Regions from separate parts of the Homo sapiens genome. Here region 1 is linked to region 2. A link is an interaction called in ENCODE POLR2A ChIA-PET data of the cell type or tissue named here. Cell type or tissue: CD4-positive, alpha-beta T cell. All regions are shown on one strand. Each heading gives the region's core, and the rest is flanking DNA. Links, peaks and the distances in the headings are about the cores only. Region 1 overlaps MLXIP (MLX interacting protein). Region 2 overlaps VPS33A (VPS33A core subunit of CORVET and HOPS complexes).

The links. Peaks named below come from ENCODE experiments on the same cell type or tissue, not always from the same donor. Only the 100,000 strongest peaks of a DNase experiment are listed, where the experiment ranks them.
Region 1: POLR2A ChIA-PET joins it to region 2 with 5 read pairs; 6 of 35 experiments call an interaction of 5 or more read pairs at or near these places.

What each region holds. Positions count from the first base shown.
Region 1 is chr12:122,101,784-122,117,243 of GRCh38, forward strand. The region is part of intron 1 of MLXIP (MLX interacting protein); the gene reads left to right. Among named protein-coding and RNA genes, the nearest start is that of MLXIP, 31 kb to the left of the region's middle. RefSeq lists enhancers at 7,007-7,326, 10,339-10,633. In CD4-positive, alpha-beta T cell, for the core only: no CTCF peak of the experiment used is centred there; a DNase peak (open chromatin) is centred at 6,922; H3K4me3 peaks cover 224 bases; H3K27ac peaks cover 909 bases.
Region 2 is chr12:122,237,982-122,253,441 of GRCh38, forward strand. VPS33A (VPS33A core subunit of CORVET and HOPS complexes) reads right to left here. Exons shown (of 13, transcript NM_022916.6): 5 at 13,002-13,118; 6 at 11,890-12,064; 7 at 6,588-6,781; 8 at 4,401-4,527; 9 at 1,897-1,964; 10 at 606-743. Among named protein-coding and RNA genes, the nearest start is that of DIABLO, 20 kb to the left of the region's middle. In CD4-positive, alpha-beta T cell, for the core only: no CTCF peak of the experiment used is centred there; DNase peaks (open chromatin) are centred at 6,170, 6,920 and 7,180; H3K4me3 peaks cover 2,582 bases; H3K27ac peaks cover 3,392 bases.

The DNA.
Region 1 (15,460 bases), core at 3,498-11,497, 140 kb before region 2:
TTAGTCAGGCTGGTCTCGAACTCCTGACCTTGTGATCCACCCACCTTGGCCTCCCAAAGTGCTGGGATTACAGGCGTGAGCCACCGCGCCCGGCCTTCTCTTCAAGAAGTTTTATAGTTTTAGCTTTTACATTTAGGATGTGAACCATTTTGAGTTAATATTTGTATATGGTGTGAGGTAAGGGTTGTGATTCAGTTAAATAGTCCTTTGATGACTATCCTTGTTTATAGCTCTTCTCATTATACTTCTTAAATTATTTCCTTGAGATATATTCTCAAAAGTGAAACTACAAGATCAAAGTAGGTATTCACACTGAAGTCTGATATACATTGCAAGAGTAGTTTTCAAAAGTTGTATTAATTAGAAAAGACAGCCCCTAGAATGGGAGAACATATTGGCAAATTATATATCTATTAAAAGATGTATATTTAGAATATATAAAGAATTCTACAAATTAAAAAAAACACAAATAACCCAATTTAAAAATGGACAGAGGACTTGAATAGACATTTTTCCAAAGAAGATACACAAATGGCCAATAAACATGTGAAAAGATGTTTAATACCATTAATCGTTAGGGAAATGCGCTCAAAACCACAGTAAGAGGCTACTTCACAGCATTAGCCTGTGGAAAGTGTGGGAGAGCATCGAGATCCATTCCCTCTGTGTGCTGGTGGGAATGTACAATGGTGCAGCTGCTGTGGAAAACAGTCTGGCAACTCCCCAACACATTAAACATGGAGTTACCATGTGACCTAGCAATTCCCTTCCTAAGAATCTCCCCAAGAGAAATGAAAATATAGTTCCTACAAAAACTTGTACACAGATGTTCACAGAAGTATTAATCATAACAGCCAAAAGTTGGAAATAGTCTAAATGTCCACCAGCTGATGAATGGATTAAACAATGTGATATATCTGTGGATAGGAATATTATTCAGTGGCAAACAGGAATGGAATGCTGACACATGCTACAACATGGATGAGCCTTGAAAACATGACACAGAGTGAAACAAGTCAATCCCAAATGGTTACATACTATATGATTCCACTTATGTGAAATATGAAACGTCCAGAATATGCATTCATGTAGAGACAGAAAGTGGATCAATAGTTGTTTAGGGTCGAAGTGGAATAACTAAAGAGTGTGGGCATTTCTTTTAAATGCTCTAAAGTTGTGATGGCAGTTGCATAGCTCTCTGAATATATGAAACACGATTGAATTGTACACTATTTTTTGAGACAGGGTCTCGCTCTGTCACCCAGGCTGAAGTGCAGCGGCATGATCACGGCTCTCTGCAGCCTCGACCTCCCAGGCTCAAGGCATTTTCCCGCCTTGGCTTCCCAAGTAGCTGGGACTACAGGTGTACGCCACCATGCCTGGCTAATTTTATATGTATGTATGTATGTATGTATGTATTTATTTATTTATTTATTTATTTATTTATTTATTTATTTTTGAGGCAGAGTTTCACTCTTCTACCCAGGCTGGAGTGTGGTGGTGCAGTTTTGGCTCACTGCAACCTCCACCTTCTGGTTTCAAGCGATTCTCTTGCTTCAATCTCCTAAGTAGCTGGGATTAGAGGCGCCCGCCACCATGCCCGGCTAATTTTTGTATTTTTAGTAGACACGGGATTTACCATGTTGGCCAGGCTGATCTTGAATTCCTGACCTTGTAATCCACCTGCCTTGGCCTCCCAAAGTGCTGAGATTACAGGCATGAACCATTGCACCTGGCCTTTTTTTTTTTTTTTTTGAGACAGAGTCTCGCTGTGTCACCCAGGCTGGAGTTCAGTGGCACGATCTCGGCTCACTGCAACCTCTGCCTCTCTGGTTGAAGCAGTTCTCTGCCTCAGCCTCCCAAGTAGCTGGGATTACAGGTGCCCACCACCACACCTGGCTAATTTTTGTATTTTTTTTTTTTTTTTAGTAGAGACAGGGTTTCACCATCTTGGTCAGGCTCGTCTTGAACTCCTGACTTTATGATCCTCCCGCCTTGGCCTCCCAAAGTGCTGGGATTACAGGTGTGAGCCACTGTGCCCGGCCTAATTTTGTTTGTTTTTTTTTTTTTTTGTAGAGACAGGGTTTTGCTGTGTTGTCCAGGCTGGTCTCTAACTTCTGGGCTCATGTGATCCTTCCGCCTTGGTCTCCCAAAGTGCGGAGATTACAAGTGTAAGCTACCGTGCCTGGCCAAATTGTACACTTCAAATGAGTGAACTGTGTGGTATGTGAACTATATTCCAATAAAGCTGTTACAGAAAGCATGTGGTACCAATTAATAGTCCCACTAGTGTTATTTAAGAGGGTCCAACTCCTTACATTATCCCCAACCCTTGGGTATCATTACTATAATTTAAAAACTTCAATCAGCTCTATTAAGGTATAATATGTAAACAATAAAATTCACCCTTACAAGTGTACTGATTTATAGTTTTGGCAAATGTATGCACACATGTGACCACTGCAATCAATATACAGAACATTTCCATGACCCCAGAAGGTTCCCTCGCGCCCTTCCCAGGCATCCTCTCCTTCCCTATCTGCGCACTATCACTGTGAATCAGATTAGTCTTTCCGTGTGTTTTGTATAAATAGAATCAGACAGTTTGTATCCTTGTGTCTCGCTTCCTTTGTTCGGCATGTTTTTAAGACTTATCCATGTTGCTGTCTGCACCTGTAGTTAATATTCTGTCGTATAGATATAGCAGTGCGTTTTCTCCATTCATGTGTTGGTAGATGTATTTGATTTATCTTCAGTTTTCTTGTTTTTGGCTTTACCATAATTACCTTTTCTTTTTTTTTTTTTTTTTTTTTTGAGACGGAGTCTCACTGTCTCGCCCAGGCTGGAGTGCAATGGTGCGATCTTGGCTCACTGCAACGTCTGCCTCCCGGGTTCAAGCAATTCTCCTGCCTCAGCCTCTCGAGTAGCTGGGACTATAGGTGCCCGCCACCACGCCCAGCTAATTTTTTTGTATTTTTAGTGGAGATGGGGTTTCACCACTTTAGCCAGGATGGTCTTGATCTCCTGACCTTGTGATCTGCCCACCTCGGCGTCTCAAAGTGCTAGGATTACAGGCATGAGCCACCACACCCGGCCAGCCTTTTTTCTTGTAGAAGAATCCTTCTGCCTTCCCCCCGTGGCTCTGACCTTTTGAAGGGACTGGCCCAGTTGTCTTGAAGTCCGTCCCACAGTCTGCATTTGTCGTTTCCTGGTGAACATGTTTCCTTGCTCCCCGTGTTTCCTCTAAACCACTAAATCACGTGAGTCCTGAAAGGCTTTGTTAGATTTAGGTGAAACATTTTTGGTGGGTGCCTCATGGGCGATCACATCAAAGGTCCATACTGTCAGGTGGGCCCACTGTTGGTGGTGCTAAATTGGGCCATTTGGTTCAGACCTTGACAGCCACATCCTTTTTATCTCTGCAGTTAGTCACTGGGGAAGCTTCACTGATTGTGGAGCTCCTTACACCTTAAGGACTAAGCTTTTTTCCTAATGCCTCTCTCAGTTTGACACTTACCTTCTAACTTTGCTTATTGATTTTTTTTTTATTTAGAAGAGATTTTTCACGGGTTTTTTTTTTGGAGACGGAGTTTCGCTCTTGTTGCCCAGGCTGGAGTGCAGTGTTGAGATCTCAGCTCACCACAACTTCTGCCTCCCAGGATCAAGAGATTCTCCTGCCTCAGCCTCCTGAGTAGCTGGGATTACAGCCGTGCCCGGCTAATTTTGTATTTTTAGTGGAGATGGGGTTTCTCTGTGTTGGTCAGGCTGGTCTAGAACTCCCGACCTCAGGTGATCTGCCTGACTCGGCCTCCCAAAGTGCTGGGATTACAGGAGTGAGCCACCGCGCTCGGCTGATTTTTCACTTTTATGTGGTCAAAACACCCATGGTACAAAAGAGGTATCTCTCAAAAACTTCCCTTTTAGAGGCGGAGCTTGCAGTGAGCCGAGATTGTGCCACTGCAGTCCGGCCTGGGCTAAAGAGCGGGACTCCGTCTCAAAAAAAAAAAAAACTTCCCTTTTATAAGCCCTTTCCCCCCCTTCTTTTCCTCCTCTCTCTCTTGTTCCCTTCTTTCTCTGTCTGCTTTACTTTAGAACCTGATGTGACAAATTAGCTTTGATTCCTATTCTGTCATCGTTTTGGACTATAGGTTCAGACTATAGGTTCACACTTAAGTGTGAGATGTTGGCCAACTGGCATTTCCATCGCTTCACTTGCTCTTCTTTTTCAAGGATTTGCCTGTTGCCCAGGCCAGCCCCTGGCTGGGAAAAGTAGCAGCAAGGTTGGGACTTTGATCCTAGGCTCTGCACTGTGGGTGGTGTTATCTCAACTTATCCTCTGTCTTCAAAGCTGCAGACCCATTTATGGTGGTGATGGAGAAGGGAGGGAAGAGCATGGGCCAGAAGCCAAAGCTGCTCGTTTCTGGAGAAGGCCTCCTGATTCCCTCTGCCTGAAACCCTTTTCTCTCCCTTCTTTCCCTGGTTAACTCCTGCCCGTCCTTGGAGACTCCGCTCAGGCATCCTAATTAAGGAAAACACCACTGGGTGCCCCTCCATTGCACTTCCATACACTCCACACATGCCTTTGCTCACTCAAAGGAAGACCTTTCTGTCTTCTGCATTAGCTCGTGAGGTCCTGAGGGCAGAGCCAGGGATGGCATTGTCACTGTGTTGTCACTGTCTGTGCAGAGCCTGACACATCGGGCTTTTGGTAAGTGTTGCTGGGATGTTCCACTCCCTGGCCTGCAGAGGGTTTCTGTATGGTGTGGATGCATTTGATTCCTGGTGGTGAAAGCAAGATGGAATCGCAGGTTCTTTTTTTTTTTTTTTTTTTTTTTTGAGATGGAGTCTCACTCTGTCATCCAGGCTGGAGTGCAGTGGCGCGATCTCGGCTCACTGCAACCTCCGCCTCCCGGGTTCAAGTGATCCTCCTGCCGTAGCCTCCTGAGTAGCTGGGACTACAGGCCTGCACCTCCAAGCCTGGCTAATTTTTGTATTTTTAGTAGAGATGGGGTTTTACTATGTTGGCCAGGCTGGTCTCAAACTCCTGACCTCAGGTGATACACCCACCTTGGCCTCCCGAAGTGCTGTGATTACAGGTGTGAGCCACAGCACCCGGCCTTCACTGCTCTTGATTCCCATAGATTCATGGAGCTGAAAGAGAGGTAGCAGCATCAGCTGCACCAGCTGCACTAGCTTCCGGGTGCAGGACTCCAACTGGGCCCACGCCTCTCCTCTGAGAGCACTGGCAGGGGTTCAACGTCACCAGCCCTCCTCCTTGTGTTCTCCTCTGTCTGTCGCCCTCTCCCAGGTTGTCCACTCTGTAGCTTGACTAAGAGGCACTTGATAAGGGTCACTGCTGTGAAGTGTGCCTGAGAGCTGATGGTGCAGGCAGTCATCAGGCCCTTGGTGGCATTTCCTCGTGGCGGGAGCTGGGGGTTCAGGTGACAGGACAGCTGTGAAACCCCCAGCTGCAATTCCTGTGTAAGGGCTAATAAAGACATTTCTGCCTGTGCTGTCGCTCTTGGTGGGATGCATTTGCATTTTCCTGGATGTACCTAATCTCACAGCTCTGGTGCTCTCCAGCTCCGCAGCACCTTTGTTCAGCATCCCCCCACAGTCGTTCCCCCTCTTCCCATCCAGAGTCACGGTGAGGCTTGGCCACAGTGGCCTAGAGGCTTTAATTGTGCGGTTCCCACAGCACAGTGAGTCAGACAGCCCTGAACGTCTTGGGAAGCATCAGCTGAATGTATGAATTCTTTTTACTGAGAACCTCCTGTGTTCCAGATAGAAAGTCAGTCTGCTCTAAATACCTGGCTTCATTTCATTCTTACCACAGCTCTGTGAAGTAGTTTTCTTTTTTTCCCAAAGAAAGTGAAGTTCTGAAAGGCCAGGTGTCTGTCCAAGGCTGCAGAGCTGGCAGGCAGTTGGACACTGACTGCCCTCTCCCGGCTCTCCTGTGGCTGGTGGTGACAGGGTGGTTAGAAAAGTGTCTTTTCCGAGTTGGCCCTGATTGAAAAGGGGGATTTGGGGGGACATTGTCCTCCCCCAGCTCTCCTGTGACCAGTGGTGACAGGGTGGTGATAAAAGCATCTTTCTGAGTTGGCCTTGATTGGAAGGTGGGGGGTTGCGGGGACACTGCCCTCTCTGGCTCTCCCCTGGCCGGCGGTGACTAGGTGGTAATAAAAGTATCTTTCCAAGCTGACCCTGATTGGAAGGTGCGCCATGTGTCCCCTGCGAAGGGCAGCCTGGCCTGTGATGCTGCTGATGGAGAAGATGAATTTTTATGACATTAAGACAGAATCAGGGCCGAAAGGGGTGGTTCACACCTGTAATCCCAGCACTTTGGGAGGCTGAGGCGGGTGAATCACGAGTTCAAGAGATCAAGACCATCCTGGCCAACACGGTGAAACCTCGTCTGTACTAAAAATACAAAAATTAGCCAGGTATGGTGGCGGGCATCTACAATCTCAGCTACTCAGGAGGCTGAGGCAGGAGAATGGCTTTAACCCAGGAGGCAGAGGTTGCAGTGAGCTGAGATAACACCACTGCAACTCTAGCCTGGCGACAGAGCGAGACTCCATCTCAAAAAAAAAAAAAAAAAAAAAGACAGAATTAGATTTCCTCAGTAAAATCTGGGATTTTGCCATCAGAGGAATCATATTATCATTCTTCCTTATGTCAGGAAAGGGTAGCAGGCCCTTGTACATAACACGAGGACTGAAACTTTATAGTCAAAAAATCAACATAAATGGTTGGCTTCAAGTTTTGTTCATAATTACTCTCTCCCTGCTCGACTCCTCCCCACCTCTAAATGCACGCTGGCCCCCAAAGATCTGCAGGAAGGAGAAGACACAAAATCTCCTTCCCATGTGGGTCACGCCCTTTCATTAGTCCGTGAGCTCCTGCAAGGCCTGTGTTTTGCTTTCACTTGTGTGTGGAGGGAACCAGCAGTACATCAGGGACTTCGGTTTTGAGAAATGAGTGCCCATCACTGTCTAGGCAGACTTCTTTTTCCTGCTCTGTAGTTTTTCTTAAATTATGTGTGTCTTACAAATTCTCATTCCATTTTAGTCTATTCTTCCAGGAGGCCTTCAAGCAGGGGTAAATGAAAGAGAGAGACATTAGTCACTCTGACCTTGACTTTTAGTGACTAAACCTGTGCTCACCCTCATGTGAAACTATAAAAAATATAATTTCCTTTTTAGGTGGCACAATCTCAGCTCACTGCAACCTCTGCCTTCCGGGCTCAAGTGATTCTCCTGCCTCAGCCTCCTGAGTAGCTGGGATTACAAGCGTGCACCACCACACCTGGCTAATTTTTGTATTTTTAGTAGAGATGGGGTTTCACCATGTTGGCCATGCTGGTCTCGAACTCCTGACCTGAAGTGTTCTGCCCACCTTGGCCTCCCAAAGTGCTGGGATTACAAGGCGTGAGCCACCACGCCCAGCTAATTTTTGTATTTTTAGTAGTGACGGGGTTGCACTGTGTTGGCTAGGCTGGTCTTGAACTCCTGACCTGAAGTGATCCGCCCGCCTTGGCCTCCCAAAGTGTTGGGATTATAGGCATGAGCCACTGTGCCCAACTACTTTTTGTATTCTTAGTAGTGATGGGGTTTTGCCATGTTGGCCAGGCTGGTCTCGAACTCCTGGCCTTAAGCGATCCACACTGGGATTACAGGTGTGAGCCACCGTGCCTGGCCCAAATTGTTGCTTTTCACAGACAGGAAAGAAATGTAGATATATGGAATGCTGACAAAGATGTAATCCGTTCATACGTCTCAGGAGAGACAGAAGGGCTGTTTGACCTCAGATGGGTTGGCTGAGGAGATTTGCAGCATGTCTGAAATACAAAAACTGTTTCTACAGCTTGCCTTCGATTTAGAGTAGGCTCCAACTCTTCTGCCCATCCCAAACTCCTTTGCTACTTGGAAGGTTAATAAGTTGACTAAAAAACACCCATGGGAAGAGGATGCAAAGGAGAGATTTAGGTTGACAACTGATTCTCAGTAGCAGATGGGAGAAAGCATCTTTAGCAGGCAAAGGGAAAATGGATTTTATTTTGGAATTTCTATTATGTGATGAGGGCAGTACAAAGTTGTTCGTATGCTTTTTTGAATCCTCTTCCTCAAATAAGCCAGAATCCTGTGGTTGCAGTGGGTGTTACAGGATCCAGCTATTCTTCCTTTTGCCGAATGGAAGTGGGTGTGACCCCAACGCATCCCTGCTCTGGGTGCCTCTCATTTTTATTCTTTAGGGCCAGGAACTCTCTTTCTGGGGAGGGATACAATTCCAGACCCTTAAAACTGAAAATAATTGGGAACAATCTTTACTGAATTATCTCTTGTCTCAAAAAGGGAAAAACCTATTTAAAGCCTATTTAGGTTTAGGGTCAGGTACGGTGGCTCACGTCTGTAATCTTAGCACATTAGGAGGCCGAGGCAGGAGGATTGCTTGAGGTCAGGAGTTCGAGATCAGCCTGGGCAGCATGGGGAGATGCTTATCTCTCTTTTTTTTATTTTTTGAGACAGAGTTTTGCTCTTGTTGCCCAGGCTGGAGTGCAATGGCGCGGTCTTGGGTCACTGCAACCTCCGCCTCCTGGGCTCAAGCAATTCTCCTGCCTCAGCCTCGTGAGTAGCTGGGATTACAGGTATGTGCCACCACGCCCGGCTAATTTTGTATTTTTAGTAGAGACAGGGTTTCTCCATGTTGGTCAGGCTGGTCTCAAACTCCCAACCTCAGGTGATCCACCCGCTTCGGCCTCCTAAAGTGCTGGGATTACAGGTGTGAGCCACTGCACCTGGCCTGGGAGACGCTTATCTTTACCAAAAAAATTAAAATTTAGCTGGGCATGGTGGTGCATGCCTGTAGTCCCAAATTCTTGGGAGGCTGAGGTGGGAGGATCACATGAACCCAGTAGTTCAAGGCTGCAGTGAGCTATGATCATGCCACTGCACTCCAGCCTGGGCAACAGAGCTAGATCCTGCTCTTCAAAAGAAAAAAAAATAAAAAAAGGGCTGGGCGCAGTGGCTCACGCCTGTAATCCCAGCACTTTGGGAGGCCAAGGTGGGCGGATCACGAGGTCAGGAGATCGAGACCATCCTGGCTAACATGGTGAAACCCCGTCTCTACTAAAAATACAAAAAATTAGCCGGGCGTGGTGGCGGGCGCCTGTAGTCCCAGCTACTCAGGAGGCTGAGGCAGGAGAATGGCGTGAACCCAGGAGGCGGAGCTTGCAGTGAGCCGAGATGGCGCCACTGCCCTCCAGCCTGGGTGACAGAGCAAGACTCTGTCTCAAAAAAAAAAAAAAAAAAGTCTATTTATAGGTCTTGGCTACCTGGCGAGTGTTACCTTATCCTTTTAAATGCATCAGACAGCTTCAGATTTCTTTGACTTGTAAGTAGGCTGTGTAGCTGGCAGTGCCTTGAAATGACTAATAGTGGTGATAATATCAAATTTGTTTTTTGTCAGTCTTCATAGGTGCTTAGAAACATTTGCAAGTATGATCTGTTTTTATTACATCTCTGGTAGCCAATTTCTAGAGTCTTGACTCCAGGTGTGTACTCTGGCTAGAGAATGCTGTTCCTTGATTTATTGCCTCTTTAAGCCAGGTGTCTGCAATTGGGTAGAGTTTTTCATTCTTTACATAAACATTTTACCTTGGTGAATATTTAAACCAACTACCAACTGAATTACCTTTTTATGAAGGTGCTAGGGAAAAGCTGTATTCTTTGGGGACAGTCATGCTTAGTACTGAATATAATGGAAACCTTTCCCTGCTGCCTGTGGCTTAGCCGTTTGGTCAGGGTGAGGGTGGCAGCTGCCATATCAGCTAGGTGGGGCTATGTCAAACACAATAAAATGAGGATAGTGCTTGTGTTTGAGTGGTATAACTGCGTGATTTGGTTTTGTTTTGCTGTTTTTTCTTTCTAAATTTCCTTTTTATATTATTTAGAAATGTTAGAAAAATATGATCAGAAATGTGAAGGAGGTTCATGAAGCAAATTATAGCAAACCAGATAGCTTTGGATTTCTCTTTTTAAGTAGGTTAAGTAGTGTAAGTAGAATAACATTCCTTAATTTGGTATGGTGATGGCCCAATTTGAAGTGGGGTGCTGCCTACATTAATTGATTTATTAAACATAATCCCAATCAACATATTAAAATAGTTTTCTTTTTTCTTTTAGAATAGTTTTATTTTGAGATTTGTCAACATGGTCATAAAGTTCACTTGAAAGAATAGTAGGCAAGAATTCTAAAATTGTTTTAAAAGATGATGGGTGCTAACCTTACTTAGATAGTAAAGTATAGCACAGAGTTGTGGTGATTAAATTAGTGTGATGGCAGCACAGGATTGGACACAGGTCAGTGGTGATGCAGGGCCCAGAACAAGCCCTGGTATAGGTGAAGATGCAACATATGTTCAGAGAAGTGTCGTAAGTCATTGTGGGAAGATGAGACAATGAGATAACTAGTTGGAATTTGTTTTTGTGAGCTGTGTAAAGAACTAAATTGATTTTCTCCCCAGATGAATCAGAGTTATGTAAAAAGTGAAATCATTAAAAATGTATGTACAGGCCGGGCGTGGTGGCTCACGCCTGTAATCCCAGCACTTTGGGAGGCCAAGGCAGGCGGATCACAAGGTCAGGAGGTCGAGACCATCCTGGCTAACACGGTGAAACCCCATCTCTACTAAAAATATATATATAAAAAAATAGCCGGACGTGGTGGTGGCGGGCGCCTGTAGTCCCAGCTACTCAGGAGGCTGAGGCAGGAGAGTGGCCTGAACCCAGGAGGCAGAGCTTGCAGTGAGCCAAGATCGTGCCACTGCACTCCAGCCTGGGCAACAGAGCGAGACTCCATCTCAAAAAAAAAAAAAAATGTGTGTACAAAACCCATAAGAAACAACATCCAGAAGTGGTCCCAAATATATGTATCTATGGGAAGGGGGTGTATGATGAAGATGGACCTTTAGTTTAATGGGGAAAGATGGATTATTTAGGAAATCTTACCTAAAGCAGGATCCCTACATCATCCCTGTACATTCATTCCACCAAATAAATCCTAGTTGGCTTTATTGAATTGAATGTAACAAGGGAAGCCGTGAAAGTTCTAGAAGGAAATAGGTAAGTGTTTTCAAAGTCTTAGGCTAGGAAAAGCCTTGTTAAGTACGACACAAAAAACAGAAGCATAAAAAAAGGACTTCTAAATTTTGACTATGTTAATGAAAATTAGTGTTTATCACAGCATTGTTTATTTGAAACAGCACGTCTGTTAATATAAATGTATGTCTGTGGGGAAATGGTTAAGTAGATTATGATAAATGTGTACAGTGAAATATTCTGTATATAAAAATAAAATAATATAAAACTTTATTGGCATAAGATGTCTGTGACATATAAGTGAAAAATGGGTTATAAAACAAACCTGTTCCTACCTATTTAAGCATTATGTTATTCATATATATATGGATTTTTTGGTTTTTTCTTTTTGTTTTGAGACAGGGTCTCACTCTGCCACGCAGGCTAGAGTACAGTGGTGAGTTCACAGTTCACTGCAGCCCTGCAGCTTCCACCTCCTGGACTCAGGTGCTCCTCCCACCTCAGCCTCCCGAGTAGCTGGGACTACAGGCATGTACCACCACACCTGGCTAATTTTTGTATCTTTTGTAGAGATATGGTTTCGCCATGCTGTCCAGGCTGGTCTCGCTCTTCTGGGTTCAAGCGATCCACCCACCTCAGCCTCCCAAAGTGCTGGGATTACAGATGTGAGCCACCACATCCAGCCTATTTATATATTTTTATCTTTATTTATATACATACATAGTCAGATGAATATGTATTGCCAAGACTTAAGGGCCAACTTCAGAGTTAGAACAGTCCATATAACTGCCTTCATTTCTTTTTTTTTTTTTTTTTTTTTGAGACGGAGTCTCGCTCTGTCGCCCAGGCTGGAGTACAGTGGTACGATCTCAGCTCAGTGCAAGCTCCGCCTCCCAGGTTCATGCCATTCTCCTGCGTCAGCCTCCCGAGGAGCTGGGAGTACAGGCACCCGCCAGCATGCCTGGCTAACTTTTTTGTATTTTTAGTAGAGACGGAGTTTCACTGTGTTAGCCAGGATGGTCTCGAACTCCTGACCTCGTGATCCGCCCGCCTCGGCCTCCCAAAGTGCTGGGATTACAGGCGTGAGCCACTGCACCCGGCCTTTTTTTTTTTTTTTTTTGAGACAGCATTTCACTCTTGTTGCCCAGGCTAGAGTGTAATGGCACAATCTTGGCTCACCGCGCAACCTCTGCCTCCCAGGTTCAAGTGATTCTCCTGCCTCAGCCTCCTAAGTAGCTGGGATTACAGGCATGTGCTACCACACCCGGCTAATTTTTGTATTTTTAGTAGACAGGGTTTCATCATGTTGGCCAGACTGTTATCAAACTCCTGACCTCAGGTGATCCACCCACCTCAGCCTCCCAAAGTGCTGGGATTACAGGCGTGAGCCACTGCGCCTGGCTGACTGCCTTCATTTCTAATACCAAATGCAAGTTGGGGAGTTCCCAAAACCACCCTCAGTTTCAATAATTCACTAGAAAAACAGAACGCACTGAAAAGTATTATATTCATGGTTGCAGTATATTATAAGGAAAGGATTCAAATTAAAATCAGCCAAGACGCAAGTTTTTACTGGACTTGATCCATTCTACCCCTGTGGTTGACCTTTAGTTTCTAGCCCCGCCCAGATGTCTGGCTAAGACCTTTAGTTAGCCTTTCCTCTGGAGGTTGGAACTGATACCCTGTGCTCCAGGCCCCCATTGTAAGTCAGATTGGTAACTGTTCTGTGGCCAAAGCCCCCAGGCAAACAAAGACACTCCCATCAGGCAGAACTAATTTCTAATTCCAGGGGCCTAGAATTCACCTCCCAGCAGCCCAGGGCAAAGGCTTGACCTCTCTTTGGGAAGGTGACTTCTTTTTTTTTTTTTTTTTTGGTGGGGGGGGACAGGGTCTCACTCTGTTGCCCAGACTGGAGTGCGGTGGCACGATCTCGGCTCACCTCAACCCCCACCTCCCGGGTTCAAGCGATTCTCCTGCTTCAGCCTCCTGAGTAGCTGGGATTACAGGTATGCGCCACTACTGCCCGGTTAATTTTTTTATTTTTAGTAGAGATGGGGTTTCATCATGTTGGCCAGGCTGGTCTTGAACTCCTGACCTCAAATGATCCACCTGCCTCAGCCTCCCAAAGTGCTGGGATTACAATCGTGAGCCACCGCACCCAGCCAGGAAGACTACTTCTTTGCTACACAATATTATCACCAAAATGTAACAGGTTATTTCTAGGTGGCGGAATTGAAGGTGAGTTTGCTTTTGTTCTTTGCACTTTTCCTTTTTGTTTGAATTTTCTTTTATTATGGATAGATATATATTTTAATCAATAAAACTACAAAAGCTTAAAAGATAAAAGTGAAAACTAAATCTCTGAACGGGTGGGAGGGCAGGCAGGGAAGCAGTACAAGAAATTCTAAAGAAAAACCAGTAGTGGCTGGGCGCGGTGTCTCACGCCTATAATCCCAGCACTTTGGGAGGCCGAGGCAGGTGGATCACCTGAGGTCGGGAGTTCAAGACCACCCTGGCTAACATGGTGAAACCCCGTCTCTACTAAAAATACAAAAAATTAGCTGGGCATGGTAGCGGGCACCTGTCATCCCAACTACTCAGGAGGCTGAGGAGGAGAACTGCTTGAACCTGGGAGGCAGAGGTTGCAGTGAGTGAAGATCGCACCATTGCACTCCAGCCTGGGCAACAAGAGCGAAACTCCTTCTCAAAAAAAAAAAAAAAAAGACCAGTAGAGATGACTACACAAATATGTAACCTACATTCAAAAGACATGCCATAAAAACAAGTAAAAGACAATGAAAATCCTAGGGGAAACATTTGCAGAAACATCACAAAGCATTAGTACCACTAATATTATAATATTGCGAATATAAAATAGCAAGGGAAACAATGGCTGACACCTGGGCACAGCTGTAATCCCAGTACTTCGGGAGGCTGAGGTGGGCAGATCACCTGAGGTCAGGAGTTCAAGACCAGCCTGGCCAACATGGCAAAACCCTGTCTCTACAAAAACACAAAAATTAGCCAGGCATGATGGCAGTACCTGTAATCCCAGCTACTTGGGAGGCTGAGGCAGGAGAATCACTTGAACCCGGGAGGTGGAGGTTGCAGTGAGCCAAGATCATGCTGCTGCAATCCAGCCTGGGTGACAGAGCGAGACTCCATCTGAAAACACACACACACACACACACACACACACACACACAACATTGACATTTCAATGACTGTAAATGACGTGTAGTCTGTTTACCAGTAATGTCCCAAAGCCAATTTCCCGGCTTTGACATTGTGCTCCAGCGATACAAGAGCCACCACTGGGGAAAGCTGGGTGAAGGGTACGTGGAGCTCTTTGTTCCATTTGTGTGACTTCCTGAGAGTCTATAATTACTTCAGAATAAGTTTTTTTTTAATTTTATTATTATTATACTTTAAGTTTTAGGGTACATGTGCACAACGTGCAGGTTTGTTACATATGTATACATGTGCCATGTTGGTTTTTAGAAAAGGCAAAGGGCATGGGCAAACAGCTCAGAAAATATGGGGCACATGGCTAACGCGCAGGTTTTTAATTATGAAATTTCATTAACAAATGATGCAAATTGAAGTGAAATACCAAGTTTGCCTCTTGCAAATCTGGTTTCATCTCCAGTCCGGAGGAGCACCTTGGGGTCTGATTGGGGTTTACTCTTCTGGCGAGGAAACCTAGGACTCTGGCTTTAAATGGTGCCCTGCCCAGGGGTCCCTGCCCCTGCCCCTGCCTGAAAGTCCACTTATGGCTTGAATCTGACAGGAAACTTAAGAACATGCCCAAGAAGCTCCTAAAACTCAGGAGCATGCCTCACCATGCCCAGCATTGACCACGTGCTGGGCCCAGGCCCTCATATCTGCTATGGCTGACCCAGCTGTCCAGTGTGGTGGATGTGGTCACTGTTTTGCAGAAGGTGGGCTGGGCCGGGCCAGCCTGGGTGACGAGGCCAGAAATGGAACCACTCTGCTTTCTTTGTTGGTTAGAAGTGGTCTAGACATGGTGGTGTCTGTCCTCTAGTGGAAGGCCTGGACACAGCCCATCCCAGGCAGGGTGAAGTCACCATTGCAGGCAGGCACATCTTGCCTGGTATCCACTCCCTCAAGTTGCCCTATTTTTGGGTGGTCATGGAAATGATTACTCCCTGCTTTTCACACAGAAAAGACAAACATACACCCTCACAAACAAGCTGGCACGCATGTGGGCGGAGCACCTGCAGGCACTCGAACACTCGCACACTGGAGTGTGCACCAGCCTTCCCGCCACAGCCCTCGGATCCTACTTCTCCAACAGGATGTTCTTTGAATGTAAGAAAAAAGATGCCAAGAGATCCACG
Region 2 (15,460 bases), core at 2,433-10,432:
TGCTATGTTGCCAGGCTGGTCTTGGCCTCCAGCGATCCTCCTGCCTCAGCCCCACAAAATATTGAGATAACAGAGGTGAGCCACTGTGCCCAGCCTGTTAGCTATTATTATCACACAAATACAATAAACAGTGATGGCTACCAAGACCAATTCCTCTAGGTGTTAAAAAATTTATACAACAGTCGTTACAAGATACCAAAATGGCAGCTTTGTAATTTTTATTTTTTTTAATTTTAAATTTTTTATTATTATTTTTTGAGACAGAGTCTCACTCTGTTGCCCAGGCTGGAGTGCAGGGGCATGATCTTGACACACTGTAACCTCCGCCTCCTGCGTTCAAGCGATTCTCCTGCCTGATCCTCTCAAATAGCTGGGACTACAGGTGCATGCTACCATGCCTGGCTAATTTTTGTATTTTTAATAGAGATGGGGGTTTCACCATGTTGGCCAGGCTGGTCTCAAACTCCTAACCTCAAGTGATCCACCTGCTTTGGCCTCCCAAAGTGCTGGGATTACAGGCGTAAGCCACTGTGCCCGGCCCATGAAGTATTTTTTAAAAAGATGCTGTCCCCCTTGGCAAATTAATAATTTAAAAATATACTCACCTGGAGAATCTCTCTTTTGTAATAATCCAAAACTTTTTGTTTGAGCCCACTATTACACACGGATTGGAGGCAAACTAGTCTTAACACCTTGATCAACGAGTGCTTTTGGGCGATACAATCCTCAATGTAATTGTTGACCTGGAAATAAAGTAGCATACATATACATATACATTTACATATACATACACACACACACACACACACACACACACACACACACAATACATGGTTTAGGAACTTAACTTGATGTTTATTATTATTTTTCAAAGTCCAATAAAGGAGATACGTGGGAAAATGAGTTATTTTTCCACAGTCCCTAACCCTTCCCCGAAATAGCTCTGCTAGCCCCAGCCACACACACACCCTGGCCACCACACACACACACACACCCCACACACACATACATACATACACACACACACACACACACACACACCCCCCAGTGATCAGGCCAAGTCACTGGAGCCCAAGGCCGCTGAGAATACAATTGGTCACTCCATATGCCTGTCTGGACACGTCTGTCTCTAAGGACACGCTTCTGAGAGGCTACCAGATGTCTACTCCATTTCAATAGTATCAACAACTAATCTAGCAAAAAGTATCAGTAATTGTTTTATGTTAGGAATTTTCATAAAGTGAATAATTTAAAATTTGTTAATAGAGCTATTTAAAGGAGTTATATAAGAAACTCTTTCAAAAGAGCAAATACCTTATCTAATACAGTCTTAAAAAGATTTGATTTTAGGGGCCAGGTCTCATGTTGCCATGTATGGCAGAAAGTGTCTTGCACAGAATAATGTTAAATATCTGTTACTTGATAAAATCTACACTTGCACATTTTGCATTTGCTCTTAAAAATATTTAAGTGGCCGGGCGCAGTGACTCACGCCTGTAATCCCAACAGTTTGGGAGGCCAAGGTGGGCGGATCACAAGGTCGGAGATCGAGACCATCCTGGCTAACATGGTGAAACCCCGTCTCTATTAAAAATACAAAAAATTAGCCAGGTGTGGTGGTGAGCGCCTGTAGTCCCAGCTACTCGGGAGGCTGAGGCAGAATGGCGTCAACCCGGGAGGCGGAGCTTGCAGTGAGCAGAGATGGCGCCACTGCACTCCAGCCTGGGCAACAGAGCAAGCTGGGTGACACACAGTGAGACTCCGTCTCAAAAAAAAAAAAAAAAAAAAAAAAAAAAAAGGCAAGGCATGGGAATCAAAGCAATTGGTTTTCTGGCTATAATCTGAGGTTTAATAAGCTTTCAATTACTTGTTAAAGAGGTTTTTTTGTCCACATACCTTATCAGTGTCTATTCCAGACATAAACTCCTGTTCCACGGTTAATTTATCAAAAAAGTCTTCAGAAGCTAAAATGAAATTAGCAAATTTGCAACTTAGAAATTAAATGTTAATTTACTTGAGTGGCATGCTTTTATACACAGAGCACGATTCAGAAACTAGACATGTGGCTGGGCACGGTGGCTCACACCTGTAATCTCAGCACTGTAGGGGGCCGAGGTGGGTGGATCACTTCAGGCCAGGAGTTCAAGACCAGCCTGACCAACATGGCCAAACCCCATCTCTACCAAAAACACAAAAATTAGCTGGGTATGGTGGCACACACCCGTAGTCCCAGCTACTCGGGAGGCTAAGGCACAAGAATCACTTGAGGCGGGGAGGCGGAGGTTACAGTGAGCCAAGATCACACCATTGCTCTCCAGCCTGGGCAACAGAGCGAGACTCTGTCTCAAAAGAAAAGAAACCAGACATCATGCAAAAAAGCAAGCAAGCAATAAGTTCAAGTCATCACCTGAAGAAAATCTTTTAGGAAACATGGAAAACGCTAGGCCTCTGCACTCCTAAGTTACACTAGATACAGTCGACAAGTGCACTCTTTTGTATCCTTAGGATTTCAGTACAGACCCCAGAATGAGCGTCAGTATGAATGAAAGCTAATTTCTCAAGAACATTTCATTTTCATCATTAGGTTCAACCCAATTTCAACTGGTTTCCACTCCTATGAACAGGGAAACAAAGGACTGATTTTCCGATAACTGTGATTTACTTAAGATTCGAAGTATACTTCATAAAACAATCTCCTACTCAGCTTTTACAGCCCTGTGTTGTAACAAACAAACAAACTCATGTCTGCTTTAATAGATGTCTTCTGAGCTCTTTCAAAATACTCAACATATACTCTTTGTACCAATTCTGCACAGAATATTCAAGGGAAGAACATGCGCCAATAAGTAATCCTTCAAAAAAGGAAAAAAGCTGCTGGCCGCGGTGGCTCATGCCTGTAATCCCAGCACTTTGGGAGCCAAGGCAGGCGGATCACCTGAGGTTGGGAGTTTGAGACCAGCCTGACCAACATGGTGAAACACCATCTCTAGTAAAAATAGAAAATAAGCCAGGCGTGGTGGCAAGTACCTGTAATCCCAGCTACTTGGGAGGCTGAGGCAGGAGAATCACTTGAACCCGGGAGGCAGAGGTTGCGGTGAGCCAAGATTGTGCCATTGCACTGCAGCCTGGGCAACAAGAGTGAAACTCCGTCTCAAAAAAAAAAAAAAAAGAAAAAAAGCTAGACTAAAAAAATTAACCATCTCAGATTATGATGGCAAACTTATGGATAATTTTTTTCTCTTATCTACATTCCAAATATTTTTCATATAAATGATAATGAAAAAATTTGAGTTAAAAAATGGACCCTTCCTCTCTTTCTCTTTTTCTTTCTTTCGTTATTTCGAGATGGAGTCCTGCTCTGTCGCCCAGGCCGGAGTGCAGTGGTGCAATCTTGGCTCACTGCAACCTCTGCCTCCCGGTTCAAGCAATTCTCCTGCCTCAGTCTCCTGAGTAGCTGGGATTACAGGTGCCCGCCACCACACCTGGCTAATTTTTGTATTTTTAGTACAGATGGTGTTCCACTATGTTGGCCAGGCTGGTCTCGAATGCCTGACCTCAGGCGATCCACCTGCCTCGGCCTCCCAAAGTGGTGGGATTACAGACATGAGCCACCTCGCCCAGTCTTTTTTTTTTTTAATGGAGTCTCGCTCAACCAGGCTGGAGTGCAGTGGCGTGATTTCAGCTCACTGTAACCTTTGCCTCCAGGGTTCATGTGATTCTCATGCCTCAACCTCCTGAGTAGCTGTAACTACAGGCATGTGCCACCATGCCCAGCTAATTTTTGTATTTTTAGTAGAGACAGGGTTTCGCCATGTTGCCCAGGCTGGTCTTCAATTCCTGGACTCAAGTGATCTGCCTGCCTCAGCCTCCCGAAGTGCTGGGGTTACAGATGTGAGCCATCATGCCTGGCCAACAAATGGAACATTCTTTTTGTTTTGTTTTTCGAGATGGAGTCTCACTCTGTCACCCAGGCTGGAGTGCAGTGGCGTGATGTCGGCTCACTGCAACCTCCGCCTTCCAGGTTCAAGCAATTCTCCTGCCTCAGCCTCCCAGGTAGCTGGGACTACAGATGCATACCACTGTGCCTGGCTAATTTTTGTATTTGTAGTAGACATGGGGTTTCATCATGTTGGCCAGGCTGGTCTCAAACTCCTGACCTCAAGTGATCTGCCCGTCTTGGCCTCCCGAAGTGCTGGGATTACAGGCATGAGCCACCATGCCCCGCCTGGAATATCCTTAACTATTAACATATGTATACTTCATTAACACTGAGAAGAACACGTGGTATTAAGACAGAGCTGACTCTCCCGAAGAGGCATTGTGGTGTTGATGACCTAGGTGTCAAACGTTGTATGTGCAAGTAGCCCCAGACTGAAACAATCATTACAAAGGATACTCACTAGTGACATCTTTGATCAATTCTGCAATTGAGGTATGGTTTGCAAGCGAGCCCCTTGCTGCCTGCATGTGGGGCAACTGGGAAACAAACTGCTTGATCTCCCCCACGGTCTTAGCATTGTGTCTTTCCTGAAATAAACAAGAGAGCAGTGCCTCAAGCAGGGAAGATAGTTTATTTATTTTATTTTTTTGAGAAGGACTCTCGCTTTGTTGCCCAGGCTGGAGTGCAGTGGCGCAATCTCGGCTCACTGCAACCTCCGCCTCCCAGGTTCAAGTGATTCTCATGCCTCAGCCTCCCGAGTAGCTGGGATTACAGGTGCCCACCACCATGCCCAAACTAATTTTTGTATTTTTAGTAGAGACAGGGTTTCACCATATTGGTCAGGCTGGTCTCGAACTCCTGACCTCAGGTGATCCACCCACCTTGGCCTCCCAAAGTGTTAGGATTACAGGCGTGAGCCACCACGCCTGGCCGATATTTTAAGTGCTTTGTTTTTTGTATTGTTCAGAGGATGTTTCATTTATATTAATGAGAAAGGAAGAATGGAATACAAATAAATCATTACATTACATAAAAAAAGAGAAAAGAAAAGTATATATATGACTGAAATAATAGAGGTCATGGTGCCTGTCTCCTGAATTAGCACTTCTTTAAAGAAGCAAATGCCTCAGAGTCTGTCTTCCAATGTACCAGCTTAAACACTGTGTCAGTATTTTGTGGACATCTGAGTATTGGTGAAAGATAGTACTATATAAACCATACAAATTTCTGAGTAAAAAACTAAGACAAAAAATTATGTTTAGAGGGTACCATAAAGAGGAAAAGTTTCCTGTGTAACAGAAAAAAATCCATTTTTTCTGTTGACCCTCAGTCTTTTATTTGATGTTGAGACAGGGTCTCTGTCGCCCAGGCTGGAGTGCAGTGGTGTCATCACAGCTCACTGCAGCCTCCGCCTCCTAGGCTCCTACCTCAGCCTCCCAAGGAGCTGGGATTACAGGCACACGCCACTGCCCAGCTAGTTAAAAAAAAAAAAAGTTTTGTAGAGACAGTGTCTTGCTGTGTTGCCCAGGCTGGTCTAGGACTTCTGGGCTCAAGCGATCCTCCTGCCTCAGCCTCCGACAGTGCCGGGATGACAGGCGTGAGCCACTGTGCCTGGCCTGAACCTTAGTCTTGAGTATAGTCTATGAACAAAGCGAACATAGCTTGGTGATGATAATATTTTTTGGCAAAATTTAATAACTTAAACCAAAAGTAACTTCAGAAATATGAAAATCAATTAATGAACATAATTCCTGAGAAAGATAAAATCTGGAATTACATGGCCTAGTTCCAAGCCAGCCTGGGCAACGCAGGAAGTCCCCATCTCTACAGAAAAAAAAACAACAAAAAACTCTGCCAGGCATGATGGCATGTGCCTGTGGTCCCAGCTACTCGGGAGGCTGAGGTGGGAGGATTGCTTGAGCCTGGGAGGTAGCAGCTCAGTAAGCCATGATTGTACCACTACACCCATCCTGGGAGACAAAGCGAGACCCTGTCAAAAAAAAATCTAGAACTACATACTCAGTGAAAAATTCATTTTCAAAAACTTCCCATTTATGTTTCCAAAGTTGAAATATTCAGACTTTATGATCTTGTTGAATTCCCATGTTTCAAAAAGGAGCCTGAGCAAGAATAAACTAGTGAACGGGCAAGAGGAGGCAGGAAGGTGATAATGAAGCCACCAATTTCAAAGCTCGGGGTTGCTGGGGATTTCAGTCTCATTATCACCTGCCACACGTGCTGACTTCCCCTGCCGCAGTCACACTGGCTAAACTTGAGTTTTCAGCATGAACCACAAGTTCTATTATAGAGGATTCTTTATTTGTAGTACAGATGGCTTCCTCTTAGGCAAGGTAGGAAATAATTTAAGACGATAAAGCAAATGTTTATGATGGAAGTCTGTAAACTGCACACACTTGCGCCTCCACCTACCCTCCACACAAAAAGAACTTTACGCAACGCGGGTCTGAGAAAGTTTAAAATGAAAACCTCGGATCTTCCAATACTGAATCTGCAGTTACTGAAGATGAGAAAAGTTGCATTGAAGCCTGGTTTAATGGCTACATATTTTTGGAGCTCTTATTCCCCTCAGGGGTGGGCATCTACCTGAGGCCTAGAGTTGCAGAATGACACCCAAAACTTGCCTCACCTCGAATGCTGCAGAGATGATCTTTGCTTTCTTGCTGAGCACAGAGCCAACTGCGTTGAAGTTCTTATCTCGGATCTCAGCATAGAGCTCCTCTGCAGAATTCAGCTGCAGCTTCTTTGCTTCCGTGGGGAGGTCCTTACCACCATCGCCCTGTTTCTTAGGTGCAAATTTCTCTGGAGGTAATTTCACATAACCTGAGCAGCAGTGGAAGGGAATAAGCACCTGTGTGCAATGACTGGAAGAACCAATCCGGTAACCAAGCACAAAACAGAATTTCCAACTCAGGAGAAAATGGAAGACGGCAAACGACACATAGCTCTGAGCTTTTGATTTTCCATGATCAAAGTACAGGAAGTAGTGACTCTAATACTGATACCACAGTTCTCATTATCTTTGGGGCACCTATATAAACCACATGCAGCAATGTCCACTTCCTAAACTTATTCAGGGATTAGGTCACTTTTCCACTCAGAAAACTTTCAAGGATCTCCCCATTGACTTTTAGTATTTTTTCAAACTGTAGATCATGTTCCATTAGTGGATCATGAAATCAAGCTGGTGGGTTGCAAGTAGCATCTTAAAACCAAAACCAAACGAAACCAAAACAAAACAACAGTACCAAAAACAGCACAGAGTAGAAAATACAAAAGCTTATCACACGCTGTTAGAGAAGCTAGTGGTGGCTTCGTTTTATTTTTTTTTTAAATAAAACTTTTGTTTCAGTTTAACATGCACATGCATACATGTGTGTATATACTGGCTCATGATATAAAATACATTTCTTACTGTGGATTGGAATCCAAAATAGTTTAAAAGCCATCCTAGAACAAGAATTAGAAACTACGGTCTGAGGACCAAACTCTGTTCACGTTCTGTTTTTTTTTTTTTTTTTGAGACGGAGTTTCACTCTTGTCACCCAGGCTGGAGTGCAATGGCACGATCTCGGCTCACTGCAACCTCCACCTCCTGGGTTCAAATGATTCTCCTGCCTCAGCCTCCTGAGTAGCTCAGATTATAGGCACCCACCACCATGCCCGGCTAATTTTCTTGTATTTTTAGTAGAGACAGGGTTTCACCATGTTGGCCAGGCTGGTCTTGAACTCTTGTCTTCAGGTGAGCCACCCTCCTGGGCCTCCCAAAGTGCTGGATTACAGGTGTGAGCCACCATGCCCAGCCCACTTTCTGTTTTTGCAAATAAAGTTTTATTGGCACATGGCCACAGCTATTCTTTTTGTATTGTCTATGGCTACTTTCACATGACAATGACAGAGACAAGGAGGTTCCTCTGTATGACCTGCACTTTGTAACAAGCAAAAGCCTAAAATACTTACTATCTGGGTCTTTATAGAAAAAGCTGTACACCCTGATCTAGAATAAGCTTCCAAATTCCTTAGCATGGTATCCACTTCCTCTGCGAAGTAGCCTTAATCTCCTTCTCCCTACTCTGCTCCTGCCAAGCCAAGTGAGTCCCTATTTTCCTGGAACACCCCACATGTGCTCATGAACTACGGATGGCATGGAGCTGGTGTAACTCTGCAGTAAAGCAATTTGGCAACATGTACCAAGTGCCTTTCACCCCAAAAATCCTGCATCAGGGAATCCAGGGAAAGAAAATAATCTGATATATGAAAAAAATCTTATGTAGGCTGGGCACAGTGGCTCACGCCTGTAATCCCAGCACTTTGAGAGGCTTAGGTGGGAGGATCTCTCTCTCTCTCTTATTTTATTTATTTATTTATTTATTTATTTAAGAGGGAGTCTCGCTCTCTCGCCCAGGCTGGAGTGCAGTGGCGTGATCTCAGCTCACTACAACCTCCACCTCCCGGGTTCAAGCGATTCTCCTGCCTCAGCCTCCTGAGTAGCTAGGATTACAGGCGCCCGCCACCACACCCGACTAATTTTTGTACTTTTAGTAGAGACGGGTTTCACCATGTTGGCCAGGCTGGTCTCGAACTCCTGACCTCAGATGATCCGCTCACCTCAACCTCCCAAAGTGCTGGGATTACAGACATGAGCCAGTGTGTCCAGCCACTTTTTGGTTTTTTAATTGAGACACAGTCTCAGTCTGTCACCCAGACTGGAGTGCAGTGGCACGATCTCGGCTCACTGCAACCTCCACCTCCCAGGTTCAAGCAATTCTCCTGCCTCAGCCTCCCAAGTAGCTGGGATTATAGCCACCCGCCACCATACCTGGCTAATTTTTTTTTGTATTTAGTAGAAATGGGGTTTCACTATGTTGGTCAGGCTGGTCTCGAACTCCTGACCTCAGGTGATTGGCCCGCCTTGGCCTCCCACAGTGCTAGGATTACAGGCATAAGCCACCATGCCTGCCCTATACTGTGGATTTTAATGTAACGATTACAGTATGCATACACTAGGAAAATGCTCATTAGCATACCAAATCAAAACTCAGGTTTGAAACTATTTGTACAACCTGATTCCATTTTTTGTTAACTACAATAAACTACACAAGGGGAAAAAAAGACTAGGAAATAATACCACAATATTAACAGTGGTTGTCCCAAGGTTTGGGGCCACAGGGCTGTTGGGGTAAGGTTGGAGGATAATAACGGATCTATGTTTTCTTCTATTTTTCCAATTTTTTTCCTAATCAATGTTTGACTTACATTACGAAAAAACTTGCTACAAGGAGGCTGGGAATTTATACATATTTTTTCTCTTCTTGGAAAATCCCTTCCCACATACCTCCCACCCCTCCTATACAGCTGTCCCTGGGCCAACTCCCAGGCCGCCTCTCCCCCCACCATTCCCCATCCTGAACTTCAGAGCTCTTCTTTCATGCCTTCCTGGGTGCTACATGCTCTGGGACCACCCTGTTTCTTTGATTTCCACCCACAACCCAGCATAGGGCTCTCCTGAAATAAATTCCTCTGTCAATAAATAGAGTTTTAAAAAGTATTAAAGGTGCCATTTTTTTGACAAACAATAATAATAAGACTTTTTACAATCTTATCACTAAAGACCTTCCATACGTGTGGAAACGCCTCCTCATGCATGTCTCTCTCTCCGTCACCCACGTCATTCATTCATCCATTCTTGTGGTAAATTGCACATAATATAAAAATTACTACTTTGTTTTACAGTGAATGATCCAGTAGCATTTAGTACATATACAACATGGTAGGACCACAGCCAGTATCTAGTTCCACACTTTTTTATCCCAAAGGGAAACCCTGTAGCCAATAAGTGGTGACTCCCCATCCCCTTCCTGTAGTCCTGGCAACCACGAGTCCGTTTCCCTCTGAATTGCAGGCCCTTCCTCTCTTCCTTCCTTTCTTTCTTTTTAAATATTTAAAAAAATTTTCACCTATTTTATTATTTTTTTGAGACAAAGTCTCACTCTGTCACCCGGGCTGGAGTGCAGCCGTGCGATCTTGGCTCACTGCAAGCTCCACCTCCTAAGTTCAAGCGATTCTCGTGCCTCAGCCTCCTGAGTAGCTGGTACTACAGGCATGCGCCACCAAATCCAGCTGTGTGTGTGTGTGTGTGTGTGTGTATTTTTAGTAGTGATGGGGTTTCACCACGTTGGTCAGCCTGGTCTCAAACTTCTGATCTCACGTGATCTGCCTGCCTTGGCCTCCCAAAGTGCTGGGGTTACAGGAGTGAGCCACCGCGCCTGGCCTCATCTTTCTTACACATCCCTCTCCTCAGGCCTTCCCTTGGCTCCCTGTGACTTCATTCAGGATGGCAATAGAGGCCGGGGACTATGCAGACGAGGGAAGAAGGCCAGGCTGAGACAGGTGTAGGGGTCTGTGGTGAGGCAGGGAGCTCTAGACACTCTGGGTCCTGGCCACCAGTGGGAGCATGGCCTCTTGCCAGTGCTTCCAATATTTTTCGTCATGGCCTAATTCAGGATTATTACTTAAAATGTATCACATTCTAAAGCTGACAGAAATAAATATCATGTGGGCCAAAACCAGCCAAACCAAACATACTTGTGATCTACCTAATCACCCACCAAGGCCAGGCACTAACCAGCCATCCACATCTTCCATAGAGTGGCCTCGACCTTCTGTACCAGCCGTTTTTCTAAAATATTTCTCCAGCCATGCACTCCACTCAACCACGTTGCTTGGCTCGTCATGACTCTGTGTATGATGCCGACTGCCCCTGCCCCAGGATCTCCAACTAAACTCTCCACGTCTTTCCAACCAGCACAAACGCCACTGCTTCTGCCGCCTTCGTCAACTACTGCCGGCTGCAAGGATGTGTGCGTCGCAAATGCCAGTGCCCTCTGAGGGAGACCCTTGGCCTCTGCTCACAGGGGACAAGGACCGGCCTGGGCACTAAAATTCTGGCCAACTCTTGTGTCACCGACAACTGCAATTTGCTCAGATGTCACTGAATCCTAGTGTCTGAAAGTCAGAGGTCAGTATTTTTATTGTTTCAAGGGTTCTCTGATTTCTATGTAAAGGAAGCAGCTTTCTAAAAACTGACCCTTTGGAGGCATGGTCTGATTATTCCACCTCCAGTTATTTCCAGTTTTTACGGTATTCTTAGTTATTTTTTATAAATATATTATAAATATAGTTTGGAATACACATACATATGCAGACACATATATAACAACCTCTAATTGAAATAGGCATGGCTACGCAGTTTTTCATGTTCCACATTTATTATTTTGATGGTTCCAAATATTTTCTTTTTTTTTGAGACAGTCTCACTCTGTCGCCAGGCTGGAGTGCAGTGGCGCTCTCTCGGCTCACTGCAACCTCCTCCTCCCGGGTTCAAGCAATTCCTCCATATCAGCCTCCCAAGTAGCTGGGGCTACAGGCATGTGCCACCACACTCAGCTAATTTTTTGTATTTTTAGTAGAGACGGGCATCTCACCATGTTTGCCAGACTGGTCTTGAACACCTGACCTCAAGTGATCTGCCCGCCTTGGCTTCCCAAAGAGCTGGAATTACAAGTGTGAGCCACCACACCCAGGTGGTTCCATAATATTTCATAATGTACTCAACCACTGAGATTGTTTGGAAAATTCTGGTAAGAAAATGGAAATCGAAATTCTTATGCAAACCTCACTGATCCTCTTTTTTGGAATGATTCCTCAAGGCACATTCTTAGGCTTTGGGTTTTCTTTGGCCAAGGGTTAGAAAAGTTTTATGTGTTGCTAAATTGCTTACAAAAAGGTCTGTATTAATCTACACTCTGAATCATTAAAATCGGATCTCTGACTTTAAATTATGCTTAAGTGTGCAATATACAAACAGTAGCCTCCACAAAGGATATTCTTCTCATATTACCTATTAGTGAAAACAGATGTCATGTACTTACTGTTCTGAATGCCATAAATTTCATCAATGAGTCCTTCATATGTCAGCTGAGTGGCAAGAGGTGTTAATAAATCCACATTCCGATCAAGCAACAAGAGATTATCAAAAACAGGAAATATTGAATTCTGGCTTCCTGTAAACTCTCTCTTCATCCTGATCATCATATTGGCCACTTGCTGGAAACAAAACATTGGATGAGGTGGGGCCCCCCTGGGAACAAGCAGATTTTAAAATTTGTCTAAAACCAGAAAGACAATCAAAAAAGTAAAAAAGGAGAAAAACTGGAAGAGTGCATTGCTTAGAAATAAGCAGCTCTAGAAAAGCACCTTGCTGTTGGCACCCATCCCGACACTTGCACCAAGGCAGCTGCCATTTGCCAATGAGGCATAAAATCAGGTCAGTCTATTCTTGTGATTCGCAGTAGTTATGTTCTATGAAGTCACTGCAAACACTAAATTAGCGAAGATGGAACCACTGTTCCTAGGAGAAACGCAGACTTAGGTTCCTGGGAGCCTCTGGTCTCAACGTTTCTGTCAATTGATCAATACGTAACCCAGTTTTATATGTGTTTCTGCTTAAAGATGCCTGACTTAACATAATTGTTGATCACTCACACTGAACTGACAGCCAGCAGCTCTGTGACTCGTGCCTGAACGAAGCGTCTCTGACACACGTAATGTCTCCGCCAGGCACACCACAGCCTTCTTGTGCACAAGACACCCGACTGCACCTCAGTCCTACATTTGCAGGCCATTTTAAACAGTGAAATCACCAAAAAAAGTACACACGTGTGGAAAATATGACAGTGAGACTGTGAAAAGTACACTTGTTTGCAGTCTGAGAGCTGAAATGGGAAGGTGGAGTGTCAGCTGCCTCAGTTGGGAACATGCGCAGTGGTTACTCAAACTGTCACCACTGTGCACGCCGACAAAAGCACCATGAGTACTGACTTGGAGGGTTATAAGTGCATTTTAATCAGTAGGCAAATTCATGAGTACAGTATTCATAAATAATTAAGATCAACTGAATTTGTTTGTAAGGAGCTTCCCGTTCCTCCTCCCTTTTGGGGTGTGAAGGGCCCTCCTTTACCACCACAAAGCAGCCGGTTCTCACCCGAGCGCATTCTCCTTTCCCAAAGATCTGGGGGATCGTTCCATACAGAGCTTGCAGGGTCATCAGCCCCTTGGCTGCGTGGTACAGGCTCGTCTGGTCACCCTCCAGGTAGCACTCCTGTGAGGGAAAAGGCCAATTATTGCCAGGCCATGGGGGCCTCCCAGGGGCCCATCTCTGTTCCTGGGGCTGGGGTGCAGCGACAGACAATAAAATCATTTCCAGTTATTTCACACTGTGCCAGGAAAATTGGGGACTCAAGTTCATTTTCCAAAACTGCTGCCTGTCAGACCAGGCGCTGAGGCTGGCAGCCCCAGGGTGGGTGCAGCCGTGGAAGCACCTCTCCTGGGCAGAGCCGGGGCTTCTGGGAGAAAACTGTTCACCCAGCATGCCAGCTCTTCTGAATCAGCTCTTAAATAAAAGACGGAAGAATACAGACTTACACTGAACGATGGGTTCCCATTCACTGGTGAGAGTAAACTCTGGTAGGACATGCTGGGAGAGCGACATGCTAATACCCAGAAATGCAAAAGACCACAGGACGAATACTTTATTGTTTTCAAAAAGGATGAGGCAGATTTTCATGACAACTGACAACTGAAGGCCACAATCTGTTGAGTATGATCTCATTTTATAAAAAATATATATTTTTGCATTGAAAAAAGGACCTCCAACTCAGCAAACTATCACAAGGACAAAAAAACAAACACCGCATGTTCTCACTCATAGGTGGGAATTGAACAATGAGAACACTTGGACACAGGAAGGGGAACATCACACACCAGGGCCTGTCGTGGGGTGGGGGAAGGGGGGAGGGATAGCATTAGGAGATATACCTAATGTAAATGATGAGTTAATGGGTGCAGCACACCAACATGGCACATGTATACATATGTAACAAACCTGCATGTTGTGCACATGTACCCTAGAACTTAAAGTATAAAAAAAAAAAAAAGAAAAAAGAATCTCCAAAATACACACAAAACCACCTGGGAAGGCTAGGTGCAGTGGCTCATGGCTGTAATCACAGCACTTTGGGAGGCTGAGATAGGAGGATTGCTTGAGCTCTTGAGTTTGAGACCAGACTGGGCAACATAGTGAGACCCTGTATCTATAAAAAATTAAATAATTAGCCAGGGATAGTAGCATGCATCTGTATCTGAGCTACTCAGGAGGGTAAGGCAGGAGGATCACCGGAGCCCAGGGATTTGAGGCTGCAATGAGCTATGTTCGCACCGCCACACTCCCCTCTGGGCAACAGAGCAAGACCCCATCTCTTTTTTTATTTTTATTTTTATTTTTTTTTTGAGATGGAGTCTCGCTCTGTCGCCCTGGCTGGAGTGCAGTGGCGCGATCTCGGCTCACTGCAAGCTCCACCTACTGGGTTCACACCATTCTCCTGCCTCAGCCTCCCAAGTAGCTGGGACTACAGGCGCCCGCCACCACGCCTGGCTAATTTTTTTGTATTTCTTAGTAGAGACGGGGTTTCACCATGTTAGCCCTGATGGTCTCGATCTCCTGACCTCGTGATCCGCCCACCTCGGCCTCCCAAAGTGCTGGGATTACAGGCGTGAGCCACCGCGCCCAGCCGACCCCATCTCTTTAAAAAAAAAAGAGAGAGAGAAAAAAACCACCTGTGAGGTGAGAGGAGGGAAGCAGTCACTTTTGATACAGGTGGATCAAAACACAGGTTCTAGACTCAGATTGCCTTGTTCTGAATCCAACTGTGTCACTTACTAGCTGTGCCCTGGGCCAGTTAGAGAATCTCTTTGTGCCTCAATTTATTCATATGTAGAAGGGAGTATAGTCCACATAGGGCAAGTATTAAATGAGAAAAATACATGTAAAGCATTTAATCCCAGTACCTGAAACATACAGCAAATGCTCAGTAACAGTTAGCTTTTATTTGGAATTATTTAGGTTTTTTTACAACCATTATCCACTCATAAGTCAATATGGTACATTTTATCAATTCCCTCCACCCCTACCAACCCAACATGTCCCTGCTGTCCACAGCCAGAACTGAGGGGGCCCTGAGGGTCCAGGGCCTGAGGAAGAGAGAGCGGGGTTGTCACTTGTCAGGCCCTCTGCCCCAGGGAGGAAGGATGGCAGACATGGTGGGGAGCGTTTGGTTATTATTGAGAGTGTCGCCGGACTACTCTTTCAAGTGTGGTATATTTTAACGTTTCCCTGAATATGGCAGACCATCGAGAATATGTCAAAAGACACGCTTTTTGGCAAAACCACTTAAAACTCCAGATCAGATGAACGTTCAAGGGCAAAAGACATTGAGGGCTGGGTGCGGTGGCTCACGCCTGTAATCCCAGCACTTTGGGAGGCTGAGCGGGGAGGATCATGAGGTCGGGAGTTCTAGACCAGCCTGACCAAAATGGTGAAACCCCTTCTCTACTAAAAATACAAAAATTAGCCAGGTGTGGTGGCATGTGCCTGTAATCCCAGCT